Linked DNA regions of Homo sapiens: region 1 is linked to region 2. A link is a contact called in ENCODE Hi-C or POLR2A ChIA-PET data. All regions are on one chromosome and are shown on one strand. Each heading gives the region's core, a stretch centred on a gene start or an enhancer-like site at or near the end of the contact. The rest is flanking DNA. Distances are from core to core; before and after follow the strand shown. Region 1 overlaps BCL2 (BCL2 apoptosis regulator). Region 2 overlaps BCL2 (BCL2 apoptosis regulator).

Region 1 (2,700 bases), core at 4-2,503, 39 kb before region 2:
AAAACACTGTGGCAGAAGGTTTGGTCTACATACCAAGGCAGCCAAAGTATTAATTGCATTCTCTGTGATCACAAAATAAGGCGCTGAATTATTCTCTTCATGTTTTAAGAATGACAGGCTTTTGCTCTGCCAGCTCCAAGCATAGTGCATCACATGGAAAGGAGATGCTAGATTTGCAAAAAAAAAAAGAGAAAAAAAGCACAGGAGTGAAGATCTCTGGTAGCCAGCTGCTTCCTAAAAAAGATTTAAAGCTGAACTGTTGCATGAGAGGTACCTATAAAAGATCAGGAGCCGGGTGAGGAAGTGTTTCCATAAATTTACATACTCTGTTAAAACATGTTCTATTTTGGAATCTTACTTTAGATTTTGAAATGGGACTTTTCACGTTGCTGGCTATACTTTGATCCCATTTTCCTTTGTTTTGGTGTATTTACTGGAGAAAACTGGTTATGATATTTCTATATGTACTTGTCTCCCCCCAGCCCCAGAACAAGCACCATATGTGAGTATTCCAGATATCCAAGGTCCTCTGGACACCCCAGTCTCTTCCACAAAGCTGCCTCCTCAGAGCCTGCTGTCCCGTCTTCTAGGAATGTACCCATTTGAAAACCCACACTCACACTACCACAACACATACACTGTTTCTTGCTGGTCGTTCCTTTAATCTCAGTGGAAGATATCTCATAGAGAACTGTTGGTGATTGCTTAACTTGGTTGGGAGGAAAATAGATCAAGCAGGTGACAACCTGCATATTGGGGATTTTCCTATGCTGAAAATTGTTATTCTGTTGCAGCACTCCACCCTCCCTTCACAGCCCCAAAAAAGAGAAGTACGAGTGCTGCTGATGTTCAGGGTTTGAATATGTTTTGGTTTAAGATGTTCAGTGGAATTAGAGAGAATTTCATCCTGGGCAGTGCAGTCAGGCTGGAGGAGTATTTTGGTTTCATATTACTAAACCTTGTTTTCCCATCCCAGCTGCTTGTGTGCTATCTTGGGGCCACTGAGAACCTGGCTGGGCTCTGCGGGGTGGGAGTGTTGTCCCGGGGCTGAGTCCAGCCAGGGGTGAGGTCGTCTTGGTGCACATCTTGCACGTTGCATGAAGCTCAGAGCCCAGCTTGGCTCTTGTGAACTTCCCCTGTGGGGACACACCCTCCAACCAAAGTGAGGGTCCAGCGGCCACCAGGTTGTGACATGAGAGCCGTCGCTATTATTACTCATCACCTGCAGCAGCAGGAAGGGTGCCCAGACCACAGAAATCTTCTGTCTCTGGGCCCGTGCCTACTGCAGTTGGCAGAGAGCTCCTGAGCTCCTTCCCTAATGCGTGGTGGGAGAGCGCTTTCTTCAGCACTTTCTTCACAGGGTTTCCTGCAGTGGGAGTCTTCCTGATGCTCTTTACCCCCATACTTATTTCACTCCCAGAATCAAGGAGAACTGTTAAGCCATTCCTCAGTACGATGTGTCATGGCTGAAGAACCATTCATTCAAGACATTGGTGAAGAGGGTTCTTTCATTGCCTTTCTTCAACGACGGTTTATTTGCTGTCCATTTGCTGAGCACCTGGGTGGTGCCAACATGAACCCATTTCCTTCTGTGCGCAAGCCCCCCCTTTCTATTACCAGAGTGCAGATCCCAGCTAGCATGGTACGTGTGAGTGCGCTGTATAAAGTCTGGAACCACAATTAGAAAGGAAAGCCTTTCTAAAGGTATTTTGTCTTGATATTCATTAACCTATTAGATTGCCATTCTTTCATATCTAAGATGATCATAACATGTCTCATCCAAGCTGAGACACTTGTTATTAATCATTATTCTGGGACAATAGGGTAGGCCAGGATGGTCCCAGGCAAGCTGATGTCTAGAGTAATAACCCTGCACATATGAATCTTTTGAAGGATTGGGCATGATTTTTTTTTTTTTTTTTTTTTGCACTGGGGTTGGCTGGGGCTAGGAGTTTGTGATGAATCCTTCCAGTATTTTTCTGAAAACCAGTGAACTATTTTGTAGGTTTCTGTGTCGTTAGAAACATGCAAACCTATCCACTAAAACCACTCCAGTTGATCTATTAAGTCATTCGTTAGGTCTTACCTGGACTCTCTTCACTGTCACTATCATGATCTGTCCACATCACTGGCCCTTTCTCCTATCACCTAGCTCTCCTGTGAGCCCAGCACTGATATAAAGTGGTTTCTAGTCTTCTTGGACTCTCAATTTAACTTGCTTCCCATGGGAATCTTCTAACTGTTTCCCCAAACCACCTTGTAGACATTCATTTCTTTGTTTAGGATTCTAAGAATAGGAAAGAGAGACATAAGCTAGATTCCATTCCTGTTTCAGTAAGATTATCTTTCCAACACAAGAAAGGAATACATCTAAAAAATTCTTTCAGCATTTTTTCCCGCTTTATTGAGAAAAAAAAAAAAAGAAATACTCATGAGTACTCCAGGGCCTCGGTTGATAGTGTGACAAAAATAGTTCCAACTAAACTAAGTAACTCAAGGCTATTTGCTTTATCTTTGTACTCTTTCATGTGTTCCCGAGTCTTTTACAGATTGGGATGGTACACTTTGGTTTAAATTGCAAACTCTTGTATTTAACTTCCTCTGAATGATTCAGGACGGGGCTGTGGACCTGTTGACACTTGATGAGTATTGGTTTCTAGTGCAAATGATGACCTGTTGAAGGGCATCAGGCATATCTGA
Region 2 (2,704 bases), core at 70-2,569:
TAGGCCACTTTACTTTTTGAAGATCTGAACATTTGAATGAATCAGATACGGCTTTCCAATTAGAAGTGTAGACAGTCGTGTCCCTCAAGGTTTCATTGTAAGGATAAATGAAGGTGGTGATGCTTTTGAGCCCCTGGGACATAGGCCAGTCCCCAGAGAGGAGGAAGCAGCTCTGAACCAGCAGCATCCCTGAGTTTGATTTGTTTATCAGAAGTAATGGTTTGGATAGAGCTGTCCACACTGTCATCCCATTTTATTGGTGACCAGGAACATATACCACAGAAAAGTTATGAATTATGAAACTAGAGAAGGTGACAAGTGCTGGCTTTATGCTGCTCTAGCTCTGTGTCACTTAACTCTTTTGGACCTCAGCCATGCCATCAGTAAAATGGAGGTCATGATGTTAACTCCTTTCCGTTGTCTTTCATCCTTTGATTCTTCTAAATGCCCTTCATCGGAATCAAACTGGCAGCCGTACACTTGCCAGGTCTATGCACACAGCAGTGAGCTCTGCAATCCAAGGACCAGATCCAAGTACAGATAGGGCCCATGTTTTGCAGCTTTGCATTCTTTCTCCTCTACATTTCATCTCTGCCTGCATTCCATGTCACCTTTGGAAGACCTCATATGTCACTGTCTTTCTGCCCTCATTGAACAGAGTGCACTACCCGTGAGCTTCCAGTATGGTGCCTTCTGGCAATCTACTTGAAGATATGATCTTCATTTTGGTTGAAATCTAATACCCCATGTGAAGAACAAGGACAGTACAACTCAAAATTCTGGACCACTGCATATGGTATCTTTTCTATAACCCATATTTTAAATACGTGTATTAATTTATAACACAAACATATGGATGTTTCAAATAACGTTGGGCTATAAAAAACTGGTATTGATAATTGTGACCCCAATGATGAGAAGCACTCATCAGAAGAAGAAGGAATTCCATTTTTTTTTTTTAAGGCAGGGTCTTGCTCTGTTGCCCAGGCTTGAGTGCAGTGACATGATTTCAGCTCCTGCAACCTCTGCCTCCCTGGTTCAAGCGATCCTCCCACCTCAGCCTCCCAAGTAGCTGAGATCACAGGAGTGCACCACCACACCCAGCTTTTTTTTTTTTTTTTTTTTTTTTTTAGCAAAGACAGGGTTTCCCTATGCCGCCCAGGCTGGTCTTGAACTCCTGACCTCAAGTGATCCACCCGCCTCAGCCTCCTAAAGTGTTGGGATTATAGACGTGAGCCACCTTGCCTGGACAGGAAGAAGGAACTCTGTCTAAGCACATTTTTGGTTTTGTCCAGTCATGTTGTTTACACGGCCATTGTTACAAAGCAGAAAAGCCACCAGGCATCTCTTTACCTCTGAAGCAAGCATTCTAAATAGTTGAGAGTTTGTGGTACATAAAAAGAAGCCTTCTCTCATGCTAATGTTTTCAAAACAAGTTGTGACTTCTGAAAGTAGAGACCAAAGAAAGAATAACTTGAACAAGATTTCAGTGGGTAGAAAATAAACACTAACTTTATATGTATTTCAAGAACGTAAAAGAAACAGGTGGGAAATGAATCCTCCTCGATAAGAGAGAAATGCTTAGTAGGGTGGAAAAAAAAAAAAGACAACATTCAGCAGTTTTTGGAACTGTGCGAGTCCAGAGAGTTTCTTTCTTTCTTTCTTTCTTTTTTTTTTTTCTGGTTAGCTCTCATAGCCACAAATATGTATATTATTTCCTTCTTGCCCACAATTTACTGAGAATCATCTTTCTAATATACTGGGGAATCCCAAATAAAAATCTCATTTTTCTAAACACAGACAAGTCTTTTAACTCCTGCAATTAAATGATTCAACTATTCATATGTAGACTGTAAAAGAAATAATCAAATTGTTCTAGTAGAAATCTCCAACGGCCATCTCAAATAGTTTCCTTCCCAAATTTATACTGTAAACGGCTTAGGTTTAGGGAGGGGTTTTGCCCTAGTCACTGATGTTTTGAAATAGGACTCAGAAACCTCTTTCATAAAGTCTCTGCGGTGATTGGGCTACCCCAGCAATGTGATATAGTGGTAGGATTACAGAATATTTTAACCCTTTTCTGAATGTTGCAATATATTCTTATATGGGAAATGATTGATTATTAACTACTTAGAATGTGTTTCTTTTCCAAGCATGTCAGCAGAGTAAGTACAGCAGACTTCGTAGGCGATCAGTGTAGTGTCAGGTGTGAGCAGTATGGACTGGAGATGGTCTGCCTGGATTCAAACCTCTGCTCTGTCCTTTCCTACCCAGGCTTTTCTGGGGCTCCTTCTGCTCATCTGCTAAGTGCCACGTATTACAGCATTTTCCTCATAGGGCTGCTGTGAGCTTTAAATGCGTTTATGAGTTAACTGCTTAGAACAGTGCCAGCTATGTAATAAACACTACGTAAGTGGCAGCTACACCATGCATAAACAAACGCAAACTGTGTGCATCTGAGGAATAATTCTAGTTAACATTAAAGTGTGTTTTTGTGTACAGAGTTGGTGTCTGTTGTCTGTGCATTCACTTTTTAAAAATCGGGAAATAGCAGATGTTAGGAACCTATTTATTTTGCTTGCTCTTCCTTCTACTTTCTGCTTGCTACCTACTCTATTCTAGTTCCAGACTTGATCTGTTTCTCTGTGCAGGGTTGCTCCTATGTACAACCAATGCAGAACTGACCCCATCAAATTTACAAAGT

What was found. Hi-C counts contacts between places; a loop is a spot of excess contacts on that map. ChIA-PET counts read pairs that join two places held with the same protein, here RNA polymerase II (POLR2A). Pooled maps may share reads with other maps.
Region 1: a loop to region 2 is called in a map of CD4-positive, alpha-beta T cell, with 2.4 times the contacts of the local background. The contact joins two enhancer-like sites. A Hi-C loop is called at or near these places in 12 of 168 maps with a recorded cell type or tissue (B cell, CD14-positive monocyte, CD4-positive, alpha-beta T cell and 7 more), 3 of 37 single-sample maps with no recorded cell type and 18 of 50 pooled maps. POLR2A ChIA-PET finds 5 or more read pairs at or near these places in 12 of 52 experiments (CD4-positive, alpha-beta T cell, CD4-positive, alpha-beta memory T cell, GM10248 and 7 more).

Annotation. Positions count from the first base shown.
Region 1 is chr18:63,291,449-63,294,148 of GRCh38, reverse strand. The region is part of intron 2 of BCL2 (BCL2 apoptosis regulator); the gene reads left to right. Among named protein-coding and RNA genes, the nearest start is that of BCL2, 27 kb to the left of the region's middle. Within about 2 kb of position 1,253, at least 8 of the 41 ENCODE cell types and tissues checked have a DNase peak (open chromatin) inside an H3K27ac peak, as active enhancers do.
Region 2 is chr18:63,252,811-63,255,514 of GRCh38, reverse strand. The region is part of intron 2 of BCL2 (BCL2 apoptosis regulator); the gene reads left to right. Among named protein-coding and RNA genes, the nearest start is that of BCL2, 66 kb to the left of the region's middle. Within about 2 kb of position 1,319, at least 2 of the 41 ENCODE cell types and tissues checked have a DNase peak (open chromatin) inside an H3K27ac peak, as active enhancers do.